Linked DNA regions of Homo sapiens: all the other regions are linked to region 2. The links are chromatin loops, found by intact Hi-C in ENCODE. Cell type or tissue: mammary epithelial cell. All regions are shown on one strand.

Region 1 (8,000 bases), 590 kb after region 2:
GCTCTGAAGAAGAACAGAGGTGTAGGAAAAGCCCCAGTCTTCTTAGAGATTACTCAAGTGGTCATGAACGGAATGCTGGTAGAAGTATGGACAGTGAAGGACATTCTGATGAGGTTGTAGATGAAAATGAGGAACAAACATTGGAAACTGGAGGAAAGGCCACCCATGTTACAAAGTAGCAAAGAACTTAGCTGAATTATGTTCATGTCCTAGGATTTTATGGAAAAGGCAGAACTTAAATGTGATGAACTAGGATATTTGGCAGAAGAAATCTCGAAGCTGAGAAGTATTTTAGGATGCTAAGTGGCTTCTCTTAATTGCTTATAGTAAAATGTGAGAAGAGAGAAACAATTTAAAGATGGAATTTACAATTAAAGGAAAAGCAGAACATAAACATTCAGAAAATCTCAGTCTGCCACGTAAAGAATAAGAAAACATGTTTAGGAAAGAAAATCATGGGTGTGGCCAAGTGACCATTTGATAAGGAAATTAGTAGGGATAGAAGGAATCCAGGTGCTATTCATCAAGACAACAAGAGAATGGCCCCGAAGGCATTTTGGAGATCTTTAGAGGCCGCCATGCCCACCACAGGCCCAGAGTGCTAGGCCTAGAAATATCATCAGAGTGACCAGATGAAAGGAAATAATATAGAACATAAATAAATGAAATTGAAAATAGGAAAACAATACATAAAATCAATGAAACCAAAAGCTGATTGATATAGTTTGGATGTTTGTCCCCTTCAAATCTCATGTTAAAATGTGATTCCCAGTGTTGAAGGTGGGGCTTGGTGGGAGGTGGTTGGGTCATAGGGGCAGATACCTCATGAATAGCTTGGTGCCCTCCCCACAGTAATGAGTTCACATGAGATCTTGTTGTTTAGAAAGGAGCCTGGCATTTCCTCCTCCCTCTCTTTTTTGCTCCTGCTCTAAGTGACATGTGTGCTCCACCTTCACCTTCCACCATGAGTAAAAACTTCCTCACCAGAAGCCAAGCAGATGCTGGTGCCATGCTTGTACAGCCTGCAGAATAGTGAGCCAAATAATCTCTTTTCTTTAGAAATTACCCAGCCTCATGTATTCCTTTATAGCAATTCAAATGGACTAATACACTGATTCTTAGATAAAGTCATAAATTTGATAAGTCACTGGTTAAGCTGGCCAAGAAAAAGAGAGTGAAGACACAATTTCTCAACATCAGGAATGCAACAAAGGACATCACTACTGATCTCACAGACATTAAAAATATAAGAGAATAGTACAGACAACACTATATCCATAAGTTCAACAATTTAGATAAAATGAAACAATTATTTTAAAGAGCCAAACTACCACAACTCACTTAAGAAAGATACCTAACCTGAATACTCCAATATTTATTAAGAAATTGAAACTATAGTTTTGAAACTTCTAAAAAGGAAACTCCTAGCCTAGATGGTTTCGCTGATAAAATCTACAAAACACTTAAGCAAGAAATAATCCCAATTCTACATAATATCTTCCAGAATATAGAACATTTATGAATTCATCTGGTGAGGTAAGCATTACCCTAAGACTCAAACCAGCTTGCACATTGCAAGAAAAGAAAACTATAGCCCAAGATACGTCATGAAAATAAATGCAAAAAATGCTCAACAAAATATTAGCAAATCAAACATTGCAATATATTAAAAGAATAGTATATAACCAATTGGGGTTTATAGCAGATCCCAGGAAAGAAAATCAGGCTTACATTTAAAAAATCAATCAATGTAATTCATTATATTATATACATTCATCTCAATAGAAACAAAAACAAAATCAATGAAATTCAACATCCATTCATGACAAAAGTCTCAGAAAACTAGGAATAGAAGAGAACTTCTTTAACTTTATATAGGAAAGCTATGAAATACCTACAACTAGCATCATACTTAAGAGTAAAATACTGAATGTTTTACCCTCCAAAACTGGGAATAAAGCGAGGATGTCCTCTCTGACTATCCCCAATCAACACCAGACTGGAAGTCATAGCCAGTGAAATAAGCCAAGAAAAACAAATAAATAGCATACAGCTTTGAAAGGAAAAAGATAAGCCTGTCTTTAATTGAAGATGACATGGTTATCAATGTAGACAATTCCAAAAATATACAAAACACTCCGAGAACTCATAAGTACATTTAAAAAGGTCAATATACAAAAACCAATCATATTCCTATATTCCAGAAATGAATAGTTGTCATTTGATATTAAGAAACAAGATCATTTACAATTGCACTGAAAAAGTTAAGTACTTAGGTATAAGTCTATTAAAACATGTGCATGGTCTATATGTTGAAAATGACACTGATGAAAGGTATTAAAGAAAAATCTAAACACATTGACAGATACACTGTGTTCATGATTTGGAAGCATTAATATTATTAAGAGGCCAGTTCTCCCCAGTTTGATCTGTAGATTCCATGAAATCCCAATCAAAATCCAGTAAGCTTTTTATAGATGATGACAAGCTAATTTTTAAACTTATATAGAAAGGCAAAGGACCTAGAATAGCCAAAGCAATGCTGAAAAAGAAAAAAAAAAGTTGGAGGATTCATGCTAGGATTTCAAGACTTATTCAAAACCTATACTAATCAAGACAGTATTGAATAAGCTAAAGGACAGACACATGGAGCAATGGAACAGAAAAGAGAATTCATAAATAGATCTACAGAAATATTGTCAGCTGATTTTTAACAAAGGTGCCAAGACAATGCAATGGACATAGGATAGTTTTTCAGAAAATGATGCCAGAATAGTCCATTTGCAAAAAATGAATCTCCCTGTACCTTAAACAAAAATTAACTAAAAATGGATAATAAACCTAAATGCAAAACATAAAACTATAAAATGTCTAAAAGAAAACATAGAAAATTTGTGTGATCTTGGGTTTGGCAATGGGTTGTTAGATACAACAATAAAAGCACAATCCATAAAAGAAAAAAACTGATAAATTTGACTTTATCAAAATTTAAATCTTTGCTTTGCCAAAGATGCAGTTGAGAAAATAAAAAGACTGGCACAGAGGCAAGGCACAGACTGGGGAAAAAATTGCAAATCACATATCTGACAAAGACTCGTTTCCAGAGTGTATATATAATATGTCTCTCTCTATATAATGACATGTTAAAACTCAGTAATAAGAAACAACCCAATCTTACAAACGGGCAAAATATCTGAACAGATATTTCTTTAAGAAGATATCAATAGCAAATAAATATAAAAGAGGTGTTCAGCATCATTTGTTATCAGAAAAATGTAAATGAAAACCATAATGTGATAGCACTACACACCTATCAGAATTTCTGGAATAGAGAAAAACGTGGCAGTATGGTGAGATGCAAAGCAACAGGAACTCTCATTCATTGCTGTTGAGCATACTAAATAGCACAACCAGGTTGGAGGACAATTTGGAAATTTCTTATAAAGTTAAACATATACTTACCACATGATCCAGAAATCCCAATCCAAGGCATTTATCCAAATGAGTTGAAAACTAATGTTCATACAAAAATTCATATAAAAATGTGTATAACAACTTTATTCACAGTCATTCCAAACGAGAAACAGCTGCAATGTCCTTCAGTAGGTAATGGAATAAGGAACTGTGATATATCCGTACAGTAGGCTATTGCTCAACAATAAAAATGAATGCATTATCGATTTACACAACAACACGGATCTTAAATGCATTCTGTAAGTGAAACAAGCCAGACCCAAAAGGCTACATATTATATGATTTCATTTTTATGACATCGTGTAAAAGGCACAACTATAGGGATAGAAAACAGGTCAGTGGTTCAGTGGTTAGCAGGGTTGAGGGAAACGGGAGAGGTTTTCTACAAAGGGACTGGATGAGAAGTAATTTTTAGCATGATGAAACGGTTCTATACATTACTTGGGCAGGTGGATACATGGCTCTATGCATTTTCAAACCCCATAGAACAGTAGTCTACAAAGAGTGAACTTTACTGTATGCAAATTGAAAAAAAAATCAACGAGGATGTTTAGGGGGAGATCCCAATAGGCAACACAGAAAAAAGTTATTTGCTGAGCAGCAACTTTTAAAGGTGCCAGAGAGTTAAAACAAAAGAAAACAAAACAAAAAAACAAAACAGCAATAAATATAGTGGCATGACTTCAAAAAAGTTCATTTATAATTTCTTCACTTGTGTCCACTGTGGTGAATTCTGTCAATGTGAGCTCCTGAAAAGCAAGGCCTGTGTTTGTCTCCCTCTGTAGGCCCACGCTTTACAGTACAGCATTTCTCAAATGAGTTATAGGCAGACCCCCCCCCCTACACTGTTAGGGAGAAAACAAACCTCCCGTGGACTTCTAATGCTAAAGTCTTTTATTATCTTGTTTTAAACATATGTTTAAACATACAAATATATAAATGCTTGTGTTTACAATTCTTATACACCTAGGAGACCATAACAAAATTATGAATTAGACACAAAGAACTGGAGCCCCAGTAAAGCTCAATCTGATAACATTCATTGGTGAAACTCAATCACTGCTCACAATGTGACTCTGCTCCTGAGGCCTGTGGTCTAGTCTTGGAAGTGGGCAGCCATGATAAATGTTGGAACTCAAATGTTTCCACCTTTATTCTCTCTTCTAATGATTACACAAACATCATTTTCACAGCAAACCTTGATGTTGTATAGGATGGCTTGAAGAAGTTGAAAATCACTTCCTACATCAGCACCATCAAAACTACTACTAGACCTTGTTATGATTTTCCTGTTCCCACCTGCATCTAACCTGTGATAAACAAAATTTAGTTTATGTTAAATTTGGCCCTTGTCCTCTAAGGAGTGTTAAGTGTGAAGCCATCACAGTGTTGCTGATGAACAGAATTTACCTCTGTTCGAAGAGCGAGGACTCTGTGATTATGTGGGAAGGCTCTGCTGTCTTTGTCTTCAGTCTTTGCCTGCTTTAGCAAATTCTGATAGGAGGAAGATGCAAACACCACTCTCAGGTGGGATTTCAAAATCCTGCACCATCAAACTGATCTGTTTTGAACTATATGGAGCTCTCTAAGGTTACAATAATTCTTTCTACTGTGCTTTCAATACTGAAAAAAAAAATCACTTATTAGTGGACAATTCAACAAGCAATTTAAATAGAAATTATTTTTAAAAACATGCTTGACACATAGCCAGACATAGTGGCACATGGCTGTAGTCCTAGCTACTTGGGAGGCTGGGGCTTGATCCCAGGAGGTAAAGGGCAGCTTGGATAACATAGCGAGACCCTGTTTCAAACAAAACAAATGTTTTGTTTGAAATGCTTGACAACTAATTATGTTGATTACCTATGATTTGGAGAAATCCATGCTATAACAATGAATAGTCAAGCGTTCACTCTGGAGTAATCCAACACTTTGCTGTATTCCATATGAAAATAAAACATGCCTTTGAATTTTTACAAGGATGCAGCCAGCTTTTGTTTGAATCTGTGAAATGGCAAGTTTGGGGCTGGACTAGGACTGTATCAGGGAAAGAAGCTGTTTGGCATGTTTTTTTTTTCTGTAGTGTTGAGCATTGCTGCTTGTTGGGCAGCTCAAAGGACAAGATATTCAAAGATCTCCCTGCCAGCAGGTGCCTCCAACGCCACACTTGAGAAGTGGATATGCGTGAGCCAAGTCCTGGCAGCCACACTCACCAGCCACGTAGTCCTTGGGGACATCACCAGACTCCTCGTGCTTCTGCTTCCTCACCAGTAATGAGTTTTAAATGGGAAGATGCAGGGAACATGCTGAGAAGAAAGCTTAGCACACAGGACATGCTCTATCATGTTAGCTCTTCTTACTGACACACTTAACACATTGGATTACAGTCACCCATCTCCTATTTTTGCTTTAAACCTAACTGGTCTATCAGTTCTTGAGGAGCAGGGACCACAACTTATTCCTCTCTGAATCCACAGTCCTGAGCATACAACACTCAGTGTTTTGAACTGAAGAAAGGGAATAGAATTGGAAAATTGTTCAAAAAAGAGCAAATTGATGAACACAACCAAGCAAGGGACAAAAATGAGTAATTTTCACCTCAGAGTGTAGGATAATAATTTCTGTGTGCCACCTTCGAGTCGACCTCTGTGCCCAACATTTTTTCACCTCAATGCATTTAACAAATTATTCCTCACAGTTCATTTGGGTACACTACTGGCTGCAATCCTGTAATTACAAGTTGTTTTTTCTGCTTCAAAATTGACCTGAATGCTAATAAGCAAAACCAACTAAAAAAATTCTTACCCTGAAGTTCTGGAAATGGTTTTGATCTGGGTGTTGGATACATATTACGTATCTGTACTCTTATAATTTGCACACTTTATTGTATGTATGTTATACCCAGTTAAACATTTTTTAAAGCCTTTTGCCTATCAAGAGTGATTCCATCTGACACATGTCTACAAGACTGTCACTGCCACCCTGGCTATCCCTTCCTTGGCATCTCCCAACCTACTGCTCCCAAAAATGTCCTGTATCTACTTAGCTTATAATCACAGGAAATCTGTATGCACTTTGAACAGCAAAGCCCTCAAGGCTTCAAAAAGTTGAAGCTTTTGCAGAACCAGAAAAAACAATCCTAAAATTCATATGGAACCAAAAAGAGCCCACATAGCCAAAGCAAGACTAAGCAAAAACAACAAATCTGAAGGCATCACATTACCCAACTTCAAACTATACTATAAGGCCACAGTCACCAAAACAGCATCGTATTGGTATAAAAATACGCACATAGACCAGAGGAACAGAATAGAGAACCCAGAAATAAACCCAAATACTTACAGCCAGCTGATCTTTGACAAAGCAAGCAAAAACATAAATTGGGAAAAGGACACCCTATTCAACAAATCGTGCTGGGATAATTGGCAGGCCACATGTCGGAGAATGAAACTGGATCCTTGTCTCTCACCTTATACAAAAATCGACTCAAGGTGGCTCAAAGACTTAAATCTAAGACCTGAAACCATAAAGATTCTAGATGATAACATTGGAAAAACCCTATTAGACATTTGCTTAGGCAAAGACTTCATGACCAAGAACCCAAAAGCAAATGCAACAAAAACAAAAACAAATAGATGGAACTTAATTAAACTAAAAAGCTTCTGCATAGCTAAAGAAATAAGCAGAAGAGTTAACAGACAATCCTTAGAGTGGGAGAAAATATTCGCAAAAATACATCTGACAAAGGACTAATATCCAGAATTGACAAATAACTCAAACAAATCAGCAAGAAAAAAACAAACAATCCCATCAAAAAGTGGGCTAAGGACATGAATAGACTATTCTCAAAAGAAGATATACAAATGGCCAACAAGCATATGGAAAAATGCTCAATATCACTAATTATCAGGGAAATGGAAATCAAAACCGCAATGCAATACCACCTCGCTCCTGCAAGTATGGCCGTAATCAAAAAATAAAAAAATAATAGATGCTGGCATGGATGTGGTGAAAAGGAAAACTTTTACACTGCTGGGAACTGGGAATGTAAACTAGTACAGCCACTGTGGAAAACAGTGTGGAGTTTCCTTAAAGAGCTAAAAGTAGATCTACCATTTGATCCAGCAATCCCACTACTACGTATCTACCCAGAGGAAAAGAAGTCATTATACAAAGATAATACTTGCACACGCATGTTTATAGCAGCACAATTTGCAATTGCAAAAATATGAAACCAGCCCAAATGCCCATCAGTCAATGAGTGGCTAAAGAAAGTGTGGTATATGTATATATATACCATTTACTCAGTCATAAAAAGAAATAATGGCATTTGCAGCAACCTGTATGGAATTGGAGAATATTATTCTAAGTGAAGTAACTCAGGAGTGGAAAAACAAACATCCTATGTTCTCACTCATATGTGGGAGCTAAGCTATGAAGATACAAATCTTCATATGATATGTTGGACTTTGCGGACTTGGGAGAAAGACTACACATTGGGTACAGTGTACACGGCTGGGGTGCTG
Region 2 (8,000 bases):
CTTGAATCAAAGAAATGTCTCTGGCACACAGGCCTTCAAATTGATGGCTGGAGCCTGTCTTTTAAGAACAAATTAATTCATTATAGGAAAAACCCTAACTAATTGAAAGGTCTAAATTCTTCAGGTTCTCTTGTGATCCTGGGAAATGCTAGACCGTGAGCATCTTGATGGAGGATGTGAACTGCCACTTCCTCACAGGCAGCAGGCAGGTGCTGAATAAGTGCTTGCTGAATGAATGAATGAATCACGCCAAGGGGCATGTTACCTGTTCCGCCAAAATCTGCTGCTGCTGCTGCTGCTGCTGCTGCCTTTGCTCCCGCAGGAACTGTTGCTTCTGCTGCTCTATCAACTGGGCCCGCTGATCAATGAGCATCTGCTTCATGATGGCTGCTTGGGGCTGGCTGCCCAGGAAGCCGGGGCCTGCGGGACTGGCTCCTGAGACCATGCCACCTGAGCCTGGGGGCACGGAGGACTGCATGGGGCCTGTGGTTCGGGGAAGTCCAACTGGATGCTGCTCCTGGGAAGACAAGAGAGAGGGAGATGCAGGGATTCCCCATAGAGACTCACTGCTGTTTGAAGGGAAGCCCCTGGAAAAAGGGAACGGGGCAGAAGTCCCAGCTTATGGACTGGAGGGTTTTTGAGTGGCACGCATTGCATTTCCATAAACGTAGCTTCAAACCCGACCTTACCTGAGTAGAATGAGAGAGGCCACAAGGGACAGTAAGAGAGCATGGCTCTGGGAAGTCCAAGGCCAAGTCCAGTCTGTTTCGGATGGGACTGACTATTGCATATAGACTGGATTTTCAACTAACATCCTGTGTTCCTCCAAGGAAAGGGAATAAGCCCTCAGGCTGAGCTCACCTAAAGTCTGGAACACGAGACACATCCTGACCTCACCTGTTAATCCTTATTTCTTACTGTCTACTTGGCCAAAATGGACGTCTTCTTTGCAAGTAGGAGGGACATTTGCAGAAAACTGCAGGAATTTGTTAATCAACAGATCTGATATTTGATGGAATTCTAACGAGTTGCAACATTTGAGAGCTTAGATATATGTCAGAAAGAAAAATCCTCCTGGCCAGAGTTGTTGATGGTGAGAACTGGGAATGTTTTACACCGATCAAAGCTATGTAATCTCCTAATATTTTTAAAAATAGAATTGAGTCGGCCGGGCGCGGTGTCTCACGCCTGTAATCCCAGTACTTTGGGAGGCCCAGTACTTTGGGTGGATCACGAGGTCAGTTCGAGACCAGCTTGGCCAAGATGGTGAAACCCTGTCTCTACTAAAAAAAAAAAAAAAAAAAAAAAAAAAAAAAAATTAGCCAGACATGGTGGTGGGCACCTGTAATCCCAGCTACTCGGGAAGCTAAGGCAGAGAATTGCTTGAACCCGGGAGGCGGAGGTTGCAGTGAGCCGAGGTCGCGCCACTGCTTTCCAGCCTGGGCGACAGAGTGAGACTCTTTCTCAAAAAAAAAGAATTGAGTCTTCTATGTCTGGGATAATTTAAACATGGGGTGTTGGATTGGGTCTCTTGATTCTATAATTATATGTCAGCCAGTCGAATGATGGCAACTTTTAAGGACTGGTCCTTAGGGAAGAGGAGGTCAAGTGGTAAAGACCTAATTCCACACAGCCCAGGTGACTACATGGAGAATGTGCTCAAAGGCGAAGTTTATGCTCTGAGCTGGACAGTGTAGACTATTAGGGGAAAACAGTGAATGGGAAGAAAAGGTGTGTGGCCCAGATTCAATTTCTAGACACTTCCTTTCCTATTTTTTCTACCAAGACTACCTAGCAGTGGCAAGTATGTTCTGAACATTCTGCAGAAATTCCTTCTACCTCACTGAAGTTTCAAGTAATTAATGTGAAATGGAGGAGTTGACACAGATTAAATGGGCACACATATAAGGACATTCACAGTCATTTTGTGAAGCACTATTATGAGACCTAAATAGCAAGAAGCAAATGTGAATAACTCTGTCATTTAAAAATTTTTAAATCCAAATTGGATTTTAACATTTTTCTTCTTTTTACTTTATTGCCTTTCCAATGCAGATACCGTTAAACATATTGGCAGTTTTTTCTCAAAGCAAATAGGTGAAGTTTCTCTCTGTCTCTCCTAGAGAGACCGTCCTGGATTTGATTCCCTATGGCTTGGGCTTGTGTTCCTCCCTTCCTTCTGTGGTGTGCTGTAGAACCATGCAGGCTTCCCTCTCCACTATGACTGACTTCAACTGCATCTTCAGTTGCTCTTCTTCCCTCCAAACAAAACAAAACAGCAAAGCAAACAAAAGCCAAACCAAACCAAAACGCTACTCCTCTTACCCTAGAAACAATCACCCAAGAAGCTCTGGTTTGTTCGTGCAGTAGCTTAGGTCACACAATCAATGAATGGAAGACACAGAACTAGCAGAACTAGAACGCTATTTTTTTTTTTTTTGTAACAGATAGCTTGTCTTTACTTTTTTAAAAAATGTAACTTAAAATTAAAAAAAAAATTTCCATAAGTTATCGGGGTACAGGTGGTATTTGGTTACATGAGTAAGCAGAACGCTGATTTTGATTCTCAATTCAGTATTCCTACTAGCTCAGGCCTCTCCCAGGCAGTGTCTTCATGGTGTTAAGTGTGCACCTAAGAACAGCCTGTAGACCTATATACTGTGTCTCTCATAAGTGTACTGCGTTCTATTTTTTATGTGTAAATGCTGTAGCTGAAATTAATAAAATGTTTTGCCTTTGTGTATTTTCTCTATAAATACACAAAGACAGCTAGGAAATATTTTTGATGTTAATAAAAAGATCTTACACTAAAAAATGCCAGGAACCTTTGTGCTACCAAAAAGTTTACTTCAGGACTAACCCTTGCAGGGGCCTAGATATTTCAGGGTCTTCCCTTTTCCCCCAAATATTTGCTACCTGTTTTCCAAGCCCTTCCTTCCAGTGAAATAAAGCTGTTTCTTGGCACCTTTAGGGACAAATGGCTGATTGGCTTTACACTTTAACAAATGAATTCACACTGACATATAAACAGCCAATCAGCAAAAATGCAGATATGTAGTTTGTTTTTTCTGTCTCAGTATATTTGATACTTTCCAGTTTTGATAAGGAGGAGAGAGTTGGAAAGAAAATGAGGCCCAAGGGAAGATAAAGTTTTCTTCAGCTTGATTTTTTGAGAGGGTTGGTCTGGGATGGCCCTGTTTATCTTTGTGCACTTTGAGATATGCTTGTCCTGTGTGACCAGCCCGCACAGCTGGGGAAGTGGTAAGGAGTGAAGAAGTGTTGCTTTCCCAGCCTCCTCTCCACTGGGAAAAGAAAGAGAGAGGCAAATGGGGTGACGACGATACATCAAACCACTTTTTGCCCGTGTCTTCCTGGGCCAAGAAGAAATACTTCAAAAGCACAGTGTGAAAAAAAAAAAAAAAAAACCCTCCCAAAGGGATAGGATTATGTATTTCCCCAAATAATTCCCTCCCAGAGGTTTTGCCTTCAGGCTTCTCACTGAAGACCTACAGGCAGGAAGGGCTGTATGTATTATTTTATGATTATTTTTTAGAGACAGGGTTTCACTCCGTTGCCCAGGCTGGGGTGCAGTGGTATGATCATAGCTCACTGCAACCTCCAACTCCTGGGCTCAAGCAATCTTCCTGCCTCAGCCTCCTGGGTAGGTGGGGGACTACAGGTTTAAGCCACCATGCCCTGCTAATTTTTAAATTCTTTGTATAGATGGGTTGTTGCCCATCTGTGTTGCCCAAGCTGGTCTTGAACTCCTGGCCTCAAACAATCCTCCTGCCTTGGCCTCCCAAAATGTTGGGATTACAAGCATGAGCCACTGCTCCCAGCCACTATGTGCATTCTTAAAGGACTGCCTTCCATACGAAACATCTTTAGTTCGCAACAAAGCTCTGCGGCATTCAACAGTGGATGAGAGACACCTACAGCCCCCGACTCTGAGGTGTATTCCAAAGTGTGAAAATGTACTCAGTGACTTGACTTACACATTAAGCTGGCCGAGGCCACTAACATAATACATGGCTTCTTTTAACCTCCAGTCTCAGAGGGCTTAATGAGAAATAGTCTGTCAAATTTCAGGATTTCAAGCCACTGCTCTTGTTTCTAAGAAGGACACACACTGTGTTGTGCAATTAGAGAAAACCAGGCTGAGCTTTCGTCATGCGAGATGTAATGCCTTGAAGCCAAATGATGCAGTATTTTTAGTTGTAATTACTGGCTTGTTCTCCAATCCACTCCTTGCCCAACGACCTCCCTTGCTTCTCCCAAGAATCTTAATACAGTTTCTTCCCCTCAAAAATCCAACTGTGGCTACATAGATCTTCACTACTCGCCCAACCCTCTGACTCTTCAGTAAAATAAAGGGAGGAGAAAGAAATCAAAACCAACGAACCTATTTTACATATCTTCCCCTCCAGGGAAAAGATCTTAGCAATTTTCTAAAGGCTAGAGTGAGGTAGGAGGTGTCAAAAGCACCCTTACCTCCCCCAAACAGGCAGTTTTCGACTTCAAAAAACAGTTGTGGTAAAAATATCTCCCAAGAACAGCCAGCTGTTTATTTATAAATCTGTGCGTAGGGAAGCTTTATTTTTCTGAAGTGTTTTCAAGAACATGCATAGTGTTTGGGTGAGAGGGGCCAGCCTTGCTGGCGGCGAACCAAAGAGCAGGGAATCACAAAAGACGGCCGGCGGCGAGCAGGCTGGGGTGACGGGGACCCCGTGGATAACGGGCTTGAGGACGCCCAGGGCTTCAGCCTTTTCCAGGCGTCCCTCGCCGGGGCAACGCAGAGCAGCTGCCGTTCTTCCCGCGCCCCAGCAGATGGTGGTGTCAGCCCGGCCTCGTGCCCGGCCGCCGCTGCGCCCGCGCCCCCTCCCCTCGCAGATGGCTTAATCAGGGCTCCCGCCCGCCCCTCCGCGGCCCCCGCCCCGCGCGTCTGGGCGAGCGCTGCGAACGTGGAGCCAGGCAGTCAAGTGTTACTGCGTACAGCAGGTAGCCTGGCAACTGAGAGCACAATACCGAGCAGATGGTGTTCGCACGGCGTGATGGACATCACACACGACAGCCTGAGACAATCCAGGAATTCCCTGGTGACTCGAGGCCCTCTTTGCACAAAATGAGTTCTCTCTCCATTGCCGTGTATCTCTGGGGTTATCTGCCCCCCTCCTCCGACTGACACTGAACTGGTTTCTCATTACCGACTTTTCTTCCAGCCGGAGGGGAGGAAGAATTCAAGTGGGGGAGGGCGCGGGAAGGGGACGTGGAGGGAAACGGAAGGGCTGGGAGTGGGGTAGGGGGGCAGTGGCGACCTCCGGGGGGGGAGGGTGGCGGACACCAGACCCCAGGGCCGACAGCCCGGGAGGGACCGGGTTCCAGGACCCCAGCTGCACAAAGCCGGCCCGGGGAGGGGGCGATAAGGAGCGAGCCTCGGGTCGGCCCGGCACCGCTGCTTCGGCTCAGAGTCCTTGCAATCGCTTGGCCTACGAACAACCTAAATGAAATTTAGGGTTTTATTGAAAAAGTCCCCTGGGGCCTAATTTAGCCTCTCGACTCCAGCCTATATGCTTACAAGTCCTCAGGGGACTCCGGCTAGGAAGTCAGGAGTGGGGCCCGTGCGTCCCCGGCAGGACCTAGACTGCCTCTCGGCGCAGGCGGCCCTAACAAAGAAGCCCACGAGGCGGTCCCGGGCGCGGGCAGGGGCGGTGCGGCGGCGCTCGGGAGACCCGCGAGGGGCCCTGGAGGTCCTCGGCCCGCGCGCGCCGCTCGGGAGCCCGCGAGGCTGCGGTGTGCTCCAGCGGGCGCATTTCCCAGGCCCCGCCACATCGTGTGTGTTAGTGGCTGGGAAGGACACGAGGACAGAGATGAGGATTGTTCGTGGCAGGAAAGAGTAAAAATAAATCAATGCATAAACAAAAAGGATGCCCCAGAAAACCTGTGCTTTTCAGACACACACACACATACACACACACTCACTCACTCACTCACTCTGAATTGGGTCAAGTAAAAAAAAATTTTTTTTAAAGGAAGGAATCTTTAGCCCAACTGGGATTTCGACGAAATTGTATATATCAAAAGATAGCTACATCCAACCTCTCACCAGAATCCAGAGGCTTTCTCCTGCAAAGATACTATTGAAAGTTTTATTAGTAAGTTTGAGAAGGCGAAAGTATGTATCAGAGGTGAAAGCTAACATGACAATTGCTTGGCCAAAGAGCGCAGCAGTTTTATGTTATTGAGCAGCACAGGATGAATCGAACACCCACGATGGCTAGACAGAGGCGCCTGGCTGTGACTCCCAGAGGTTCAGGCAAGCCATCTGACCTCTCTCAGTCCCCACCCCCTGAAATGAAAACCATACTCATAAGACTCCTTGACAATGGAAATTTTGGAGGTGACATAGTTAATGAAGTGTCATAGAAAGGAAATAGCTAAGAATACTCTAAAACCTCCCCATTCCCAGTATGGGCAATTTGGGAAAAATGAGTAACTAAAAATTAGGGGTTCTCAAAGTGTGGTTCCAGGATCAAATGCATTAGTCCCCACCTGGGAGCTTGTTAGAAATGCAAATTCCCAGGCTCCCCTCTAGGCCTCCTGAATTAGAACTTTTGGGGGTGTTTTAACAAGCTCTCCAGGTGGTTACGATGTCCCATAGAGAATCATTGGGGCAAATAATCCTGTGCCCTGATTAGATTGCAAAGCTGCACTTTCAAAAGCAAGTCAGGGTGCTGAGTTGCTTAGTTTCTATTGCAAAATTTCCTGCTTTGGAACAAAATTTTCAAAATTTTCAGAGGGTTGCTCAGGCCAGTGATGTTTGCAATGCAAACCCAAGAATTCTGAAAGGAGCCCATGGCTGAAAGGAGCCAATTCTTCCAGGACGGACTACTCCAGTTGCAACTGTGCTGTGGAGGCTGAGGAGCATCCATGACTGAGGAAGGGCGAGTCCCCTATAATGCCCTTGCTAAGGGGAGCATCAGACATCCCTAGACTTACAAGTCCCTCGTGTAATAAGGTGAACTATGGAAAGCTATGATTTGAGGAAAGTTCCCTCTGATTGAAAGAGTTCTTCAAATATGAAGAATGTAACACTTATGGGGCACCTACTCATTGCAAAACACTCTACTAGGGGCTTTCACCTGTATGTTTAACTCATTTTGTTGATTTTTTTTTTTTAAGCCCAAATTTCTGAGAGGTTAAGGAACTTGTCTGGTGGTGGCGTCTCTGGGATTCTGACTTTTCCACTGACCATAACATGCATCTGGTCTAAATTGAGCGGACCACCCAGGAGGATGTTGGAATAAAAAGAAATGGGAAGGGGGTGGGGAGAGGAATGGGCATAGAATAAAAAGGTAGAAACCCTTGGGATCAAAGGATGCAACTGAAAGAGCACCAAAATATGCATCATTTTTTTTAATATGTTGTCTGGTACCCAAAATTGGGATGCCTCTGTGGTATCAACTTTGACATTTAAAGAAAGGGCATAAGATTAGATCATTCAACCATAAGTGGAAGGAAGAAACAAAATAAAATAAAACCTTACAATTCCCTTTGAAGTTGATCAGGTGTCAAGGCAGTGATTTGGTTTTCTTTTACAAACTTTCTTTTTCCAGAAAAATTTTTACTGTGGGTTTGGAGAGGTGTTTACAATAAATTCATAGCAGAGCTCCAAAAGGGCCCACCCCATCTAATATCCTCTGTCTCAGCAGATTATTGAAGAAGATTGGATTAAAAGGTTTGTTTTGTGATGTGTGATGGTTGTGTCCCCAAGATGATTGAGTTTGAGGCAGAGTTCATCAATTTAGGAGGCTTATCACTGAAGCAGCAATAACTTGGGGCCCAATGCGAAGGCTGCTAAATGGGTCCAGCAAAGCTCTTGGTTCAGCTTCTAGAAAGGAACAGTGTACATTGGGGGAACCCCACAGGCCTGGGTAGAAACTCAGCTCCACCATGGGCCCAGTGACTGGCACATAACAAACAGCTTGTGGTTGTTATTCTTA
Region 3 (8,000 bases), 630 kb after region 2:
AAACGTATTATATGCCAGGCACTGTGCTAAGAAATTTATATGCATTATCTCAGTCCACACAAATATCATGCTATTGATATTATCCCTGTTTTTCAGATTGAAAACTGGGCTTGGAAAGGTTTAGTACATTGCACAATGCAGAGCTGGGATTCAAGCCCAGGTCTAGGTGACTTCAAAGCCTCTGTCAAATGACAATGCATCAGAATTGAAATTAGTAGATAGATAGCATTTCTGCATTGTACTGACTAGGTAGAAGCAATAAGGTGCCTGCATTGCAGGTACTGAATAATGAAATATGGTCCTCTAGTTATGTTATGAGGTCATTGTTTCAAAAATGTAATCATAGAATCAGAGGGCAAGAAGAGCCCAGAGGCTCTCTACCAATATTGGAATATGCTCAGACATGAAAGATAGAATATAAAATTGTATCTATGTTGCGATTACAACCATGCAAAAGTAATTTATATATATGGACTAGAATGCGAAGGGAACTCGGAAAAATGTATGTATTAGTGTGAAGGGATTACAGGTTATTAGATTTTCATGTTATATTTATGCAATTTTTTTCATAAAAAATGAGATTAATACTAGAGTTTTTCTAATATATAGAACTAAGGTATTAATCCTAACATGGGTGATAATTTTCAGAAGCATGTGAAAATATCAGTGGTTGGATTATGGACATCTGTCGCAACACCACTATGGTGATACATGTGAAAAGTTGTTTAGGAAAAATAAAATGGAGAAAGTGGCAAATTTAGCTACAGGATATTCAAGGCATGGAGGGTGGAGAGTAAAGGAGACACGGCACAAATTGTAAACGACACCCTTCAGCACAGTCATGTCTTTTGCATTTTATCCCTTATTTTGAAATAATCTCAAACTATAGAAAATTTTCAAGTAACTTAAAGAAGATTCTGTTTTGTTCCTAAGTTATTTGAAAGTTGCCTGTGCTCTATCACTCCTGGATACATTAGTGTATATTTCTTACAAACGAAGACTTTCTCCTTCGTAACCACAACACAACCAATAACATCAGGAAAATGGCATCCCTACATCACTCTCACCCAATCTTCAAAGCCCACTGAAGCTTCACCAGTTGTCTTGATAATATCCTTTACAAAAAGTATCATTTTAAAATCATATGTTGCATGTAGCTGTCATGTCACCTTCATCTCCTTCAATCTGGAACAGTTCCTCCATCTTTACTTGACTTTCATAACTTTAAAAGATTATAGAGCAGTCATTGTGTAAAATGGTTCTCAGTTTGTGTTTTCTGATGTTTCCTCATGATCAATAAGTTTGGCAAGAATATAGCAGAATGATACTGTGTTCTTCTCATTGCATACTGTCAGGTGGTATATAATTTCTATGTTCCCTTTACCAGTGAGGTTAACTTTGAGCTCTTGATTACGGGTGGTGTCTGACTCATTTTTCCTTCAGTAATTAGCACGTATTTTAGAGGGAGATATTTTGAGACTATATAAATATTTCATTTCACATCAAACTATTTATTTATTTATATCAGAATAGATTTACTTTTTCCCAATTTATTAAGTGAGTTATAATCCTCAGTATATCCTTAGAGAAGGATAAAAGGAAGAGATACATAGTACCTTAAAATCTTTTATTTATTTATTTGTTCATTTATTTAGAGACAGGGTCTCGCTCTGTTGCCCAAGCTGGAGTGCAGTGGTGCAATCTCGGCTCACTGCAACCTTCGCCTCCCAGGTTCAAGCGATTTTCCTGCCTCAGCCTCTGGAGTAGCTGAGACTACAGGAGCCTGCCTCCAAACCTGGCTAATTTTTGTACTTTTTTTTAGTAGAGACAGGGTTTCACCATGTTGACCAGGCTGGTCTCGAACTCCTGACCTCAAGTGGTCTGCCTGCCTCAGCCTCCCAAAGTGCTGGGATTACGGGTGTGAGCCACTGCACCCAGCCTTAAAATCTTTTATATATGGTAATCAGGTGTACAGAGATTCTATTCCTACTGCCTTGAATTATTCAAATTTACACTTATATTCACTTCATTTCTTCTCCAGTAAATTTGTCTTCAAATTTTTCACCAGTAGAGATAGGGAAGGGCATTCAACAAGGAAAAGTGGAATATTCCTTTATCCATTCACCCATTACATACCCAGCTGTCAGTTCCGTGTATCTGATTTGACTCTCAGCCTGGCACCTCCTGCAGTGAATGCCACTGGATGGAAGTGGGTGTAGACAATGCATGTTCCTATTGCCATGTGGCTGGGCTCCTGAAGTTGTTAACCTTAATTTCCCTAAGGAGATAAGGTGTTTATAAACCAAACATTGGTATTTTCACTTGGATCTCAAAGCCAGGACTCACATTAGGATTATGACCTTAAATTCTACATATCAGATATGCCACTTTGTCAAAATGGTGAGACAGATCAGAGCTGCCTTTGCCATCTCACTATACTACTTTTCCTAACCCATCGTAGTTGGTATTATTTTCGTCATTCTAATAAAGAATGACGAATAGTAGCATCTTTAATTCGTTATACCCCACATCTTCTCTTTCTCCCCTTTTCCTCATTCCCTCAACAAATGTTTTATCCACTGTGTCCTTTGTTGTAATCTTGCCTCTGATCCTCTCTTGAGTGCTTTCTGTGGTGTATGTCTCCTTTCCATTGCTGTGTTCTGTCTTCCTTCCCTTCCTTTCTCTCTCTCTAACGCCTATGCACTCCTAATCCCTTTGCTTTCTCGCCCTGGTCTCAGGGCCTGACCTTTGCACTCCACTCTTCTGTCCTTCCCCTGATTCACACTCCCTATTGTATTGATGGCTTACAGGTTTGGAGATAAAGCAACACCTGAGTTGAATACTTTTTTAAAAAGTTTTACCTTTATTATTTTAAGTAAAAGGAAAAAGAAATCTTTGGCTCAGATAACTTTGAGTTTACGCACTTGTAATTTGCATTACCAGATAGTTACGATCATTGCTGCTAAGTCCATTAACTGTTCACATACAAACATTGCTGCTAAGAGCTAACATTTCCCTTGTTTATTACCCATTTATGGAGTATTTTTCTTAGAAACACTGAGTAATGACTAAGTTTCCAAGCTCTAGAGTTGAAGTCCCTGCAATCAAATCCTTGCTCAGCTAGCTGTGGTAACATTGGGCAAATTATTTAACCTCTCTAAACTTCAGTTTCCTGTTGATAAGGCTACTGTATGGCTGAGTTAGCCTATAGTGCCTGCCAGCCTTCTCAGCCTGGGTTCTGAGAGGGAACTAAGCCTTCCTAAGGTGTTCATTGTATGCATTGAATTAAATTCTTTCATTGCATCTAGAAAGGTACTAGTTATACAACACCCTTGGGAGAATTCAGAAAGTAGTCACTCAAATCCTTTTCTGTGTTTTGTGGTTCATTTGGGGAAACCTGGTTGAGAAAGGCTAGGATTCTGAAATAGAAAATTCCCTTTGGAAAACTGCATAAAATTTACTTAGCCTTCTTAAAATAGAATCACCATTCCATTTTAATCACCATTCTATTAAATGGAATCACCATTTCAAGAAAGAGGAAGAACTTATATTTCTGTCACCTAGAATACCTATTCATTTGGACCAAGAACTCTTTGATTTATGAAAGTTGAACAGATTAAGTGCAATTCCACCAGGATTTAACATGTATATAACATATTTTGCATTTTCATTCAGTGTTTGTTACAGAATGAGAGAAATGTCTTTAAGAAACTATTTGTTCTGTATATTATGGCTGTGTAACAATTTACCCACAAGTTTGTGTTGTAGAGCGACAGCGTTTCATTTTGCTCACTATTTTGTGGCTGAGTGATTCAGGAAGGGCTTAGCTGAGCAGTTCTCCCTTAGGGGTCTCTCCTGCAGCTACAGTCAGATGTGGGTGGGGGCTGCGGTCATCTGAAGTTAGACAGGCTGTGTATCCAAGGTGGCTCACTCACACAGCCACGGTGGAAGCTGGCTGCTGGCTGGGAGCTGAGCTGGAGCTGTCATTTTGAGCACCTACATATGGTCTCTTCAGTATAGTGGTTTGGGGGGAATTGTATTTCTTCTTGGTGGCTAGTTTTCCCTAGAGTAAATGTTCTAAGACCAACAAGGAAGGTTGTGTGTACTTTTTATGATTGATTCTTAGAAGTCACACAGCGTCACTTCCATTACACTCTCTGGGTGGAAGCAGTCCCAAGCCTGTTCAGCTTCAAGGGGAAGGAACGTAGGAGAGGATGTCTGTGAGGGCATGTCAAGGGATTTGTGACCATTTAAAAAATCACCACAGCTGGTCCTCTGGACACAGATTATTTATATCCTTCTAAATTTACATCCTTCCAAATGCAAAATACATTTACTCTCTCAAGACGCCCCAGAAGTCTCATTCAATATGACATCAGACTCAGGCTGGAGACGTGGGATCTAAAGATGCCCATGCAGATATGAGTGAGGCTCCTCAGGGATGGTCCTTCAGATGCTTTGTACTCTCTCTAAAGACCTGTGAATTAAAGGCTCCTCACACACCCAGGATACAATAGTGAGGGATAGGACAGCATACATGCTCTTCCTCCGCATGGAACTCTAAACAAGATCCCATTTTTTCTTTAGTCGCTTGGGTTCTACTACCAGGCAGGCAGTGTGCTAGAGTCAGAAGACTTTTTGTCGCCCCCTTGTGGTGAGGCTTCAGGCAAGCCACTTGACTCCTCTGGGTCTCATTTTCCAGGTATAATGAAATAAGACTGACAGGTCCCTTGAGAACTATTTCAGCTCAACAGTTCTGTGATTTCGTGAAATGCCAAAATTGTGCTACTTGGATATGAACAGACACAAATCATTGTGCATAATTAAGAACATTCCACAAGTAGAGAATGTTACTAAAGGATAAAATTAAAGTATGAATTAATAAAGAAGTAAATTTTGTGGGAAATAGAAGCTGATTTTGAACCAATTTTGCCACTAGAGGTCACCAGCATACCATCTCAAAGAGAATAAATAGGCTTTTGTCACTAATAGTTCCCTGTGTAGAACCCCTAAGTGGCATTCACGGTGTCTTTTCATTTACTTGGAATATCTCCTGACAGTTGTCAGAGACATATGTTATGATGAGGTGATGTCAGTGTCCCTCTAGGTGATGTTCCCAGTGTACCTAACGTTCTGTAAGCGTGAAGAGCCACCACCGGAACAGTAAGGAAAATGACTTTCTAGGATTTTCTGCTTTCTCACTGGGATGCGATGAGGGGCAGAGAGATAACTTGATAGGAAGTAATATAAGCTCTGAGGCGAAAAGGCAATGTGGAAATCCAGTGTCATCCTCAAATGCAGCACAGACATGTCAGCTTTTTTATGACACAGAGAAAGTACGGACTGGGAACAGAGCACTCGTTTATTCAGCCAATGTCTGTGGACCTGCCTTCAGGCACTGTGCTTGGCAGGGGCTATATCAATGGAGAAGATGCAGTTACTACCCTCAAGGGATTTAAGAAATGAAGTACAGGAGGTTTCTATTCAGATTCAATATTTTAATAAAAAATGTTTTTATTAATGGCCATTGACTTCTACTGATGCTTCCTGAATCTCCAGCTCGTGTGGTTCTCTTCCTTTTTGAACTTTAGATATCCATCCAGCACCTTCTGCGACATTTTGTAGTATTTCCCTTAAGATACTGTATAAAGAAGGAGGAAGAAAAATAGGAATTTGACACAGAACTAAAGATTATTCCATTTAGAGGTTTTTGGGAGAAGCAGGCTGGGATGGGCCCTGAGTTTCGCTACATATTTTTGCTGGTATGCCAAGAGTACTGACACCATGCCAGGCAACTTCTCTCAGATTTTCTTATTTTATCTTGCTGACAGACCTGTAGGGACAGGCACTGTAATCACCATTTCTGTCAATGGTCCCTTGCAGCACGGCAGTGGGTTTTTTTTTTTTTTTCTGGAAAGTGATGCTAAGAGTACACTTTAGGACTTTTATATCAAAGCTAGAACTGACTGTCACGTGACAATGTTAAAATGCTGACTTCAGTTGCGGCCAATGGTGCTTGTTAGGAAAAACTCTATTAAACTGTATTTTAGGCCAGCGCAGTGGCTCACACTTGTGATCTCAACATTTTGGAAGGCCAGGGTGGGAGGATCACTTGAGCCCAGGAGTTTGAGACCAGCCTGGGCAATATAATGAGACCTCATCTCTACAAGAAATAAGATTAGCGAGGCATGGTTCTGTGCCTGTAGTCCCAGCTATTTGAGAGGCTGAGGCAAGAGAATCACTTGAGCCCAGGAAGTTGAGGCTGCAGTGAGCCATGACTGTGCCACTGCACTCCAGCCTTGGTGACAAAGTGAGATCCTCTCTCTAAATAAATAAAATAATGTATTTTAACGTAAAACTCTTTGGGTGGGACAAACAATGCTCCAAGTAAAATTAATACCTTGAAACGTAAAGAGTCATGGAGATCTCCTGTGAAGAAACTTCTGTGAGTGACAAGAATGGATTCAGAATACCTCTGAGGACTACATCTATTTTCTCCCAAAATGAAAGCTACAAGATACTTTCTTGTAATGCGCTTCATGTAGTACAAAAAGAAAATCTACAAACTCTAGAACTCATAATTCTATAATAAAGAATGAGTTGCAAGGAATTCTGGGCTCTTTCAATAACTTGAGGAGCTATTTCTTCTAAGGCTGAAGGGGACTTGAACTTGATTTAAATTGGTTGTCATCAGCCTTTAGAGCAGACACTGAGAGTGATTCTGAGCACGACACAGACACAGCCCCTATCCCTTAGTAGCAAGGCTTTCTTTAGTTTTCTGCCTTCACTGAAGAAGGAAAGAGAGAGCCTGGCCATATCTTTGCTTCACACTGGGCATGATTTGCTTCACTGCGATGAGTGTTACTAACTATCCTGGTAATTACTAATTTTAAGCAATTGTTTTAAAACAAACTAAAGACCGGCTAAAGACAGGTGTGTCCTTACTTCTTCTTCTTCTTCTTCTTCTTTTTTTTTTTTTTTTGTGAGAGTCTCGCTCTGCTGCCCAGGCTGGAGTGCAGTAGTGTGATCTTGGCTCACTGCAACCTCCACCTCCTGGGTTCAAGCGATTCTCCTGCCTCAGCCTCCCAAGTAGCTGAGACTACAGGCCAAGCCACCATGCCCGGCTAATTTTTGTATTTTTATTACAGACAGGGTTTCACTATATTGGCCAAGTTGGTCTGGAACTCCTGACCTCAAGTGATCTGCTCACCTCAGCCACCAAAAGTGCTGGGATTACAGGCGTGAGCCACTGTGCCCAGCTGTTACTTCTTATTGTTGTAGGGTTTGGTCAAATAGTGGAAAAGAAAGGTTAGGGAGGGAGCTACAAAAATACTACTTGACTTATTTTAAAAATATTTCTATTAATGGCCACTGACTTCTACTGATGCTTCTTTAATCTCCAGCTGGTGTGGTTCTCTTCCTTTTTAAACTTTAGATATCCAACCAACATTTTCTGAGACATTTTGTGGTATTTCCCTTAGGATACTATATAAGGAAGGAGGAAGAAAAACAGGAGTTTGACACAGAACTAAAGATCATTCAATTTAGAGGTTTTTGGGAGAAGCAAACTGGGATGGGCCCTGAGTGTCATTGCATATTCTTGCTGGTATGCCAAGAATACAGTCAACCCAGGCTTTACTCAGGTATGTTTTCAGAGAGCAACTTTAAGGGATGAGGTAATGCCTCTCTGGTTAAAGAGCAAGCTTGCTTCCACTTGCCATAAAAGCCAAAGATTCCCCAAACTCAATGTTCCTCTCCTATATTATAACCCGCTGCATGTATAGGCATCTACAGGGGCCCTCTGCCTCATCCCTGTGGGACTTGGGGGACATAGGTAACAGCAACAAATCAGCATGAAGCTCATGATGAGCTGGGAGTAAGAGAGTCCTTAGACTCTGACCCAGACATCTCATGTCTTCCGCCAGCATTCATGAAACAGGCAATCGTTAGCTTGTAAGTGCAGCTGACCTTTGAACACCATGGGTTTGAACTGCATGAGT

The links. Peaks named below come from ENCODE experiments on the same cell type or tissue, not always from the same donor. Only the 100,000 strongest peaks of a DNase experiment are listed, where the experiment ranks them.
Region 1: a loop joins it to region 2, with 19 times the contacts of the local background. A loop is called at or near these places in 45 of 110 quality-filtered maps.
Region 3: it touches region 2 in a loop (15-fold over the local background); 14 of 110 quality-filtered maps call a loop at or near these places.

The regions. Positions count from the first base shown.
Region 1 is chr4:140,322,339-140,330,338 of GRCh38, forward strand. All of the region lies in intron 2 of SCOC-AS1 (SCOC antisense RNA 1), which reads right to left. It also overlaps a transcript of SCOC not described here. Among named protein-coding and RNA genes, the nearest start is that of SCOC-AS1, 47 kb to the right of the region's middle. In mammary epithelial cell, a CTCF peak has its summit at 4,250; no DNase peak of the experiment used is centred here.
Region 2 is chr4:139,730,151-139,738,150 of GRCh38, forward strand. MAML3 (mastermind like transcriptional coactivator 3) reads right to left here. Exons shown (of 5, transcript NM_018717.5): 3 at 266-517. It also overlaps a transcript of MGST2 not described here. Among named protein-coding and RNA genes, the nearest start is that of MGST2, 68 kb to the left of the region's middle. RefSeq lists a silencer at 4,818-4,937. In mammary epithelial cell, a CTCF peak has its summit at 4,815 (motif pointing right); a DNase peak (open chromatin) is centred at 4,971; H3K4me3 peaks cover 944 bases; H3K27me3 peaks cover 778 bases.
Region 3 is chr4:140,355,334-140,363,333 of GRCh38, forward strand. All of the region lies in intron 2 of SCOC-AS1 (SCOC antisense RNA 1), which reads right to left. It also overlaps a transcript of SCOC not described here. Among named protein-coding and RNA genes, the nearest start is that of SCOC-AS1, 14 kb to the right of the region's middle. In mammary epithelial cell, CTCF peaks have their summits at 4,652 (motif pointing left) and 5,041; a DNase peak (open chromatin) is centred at 4,668; H3K27me3 peaks cover 327 bases.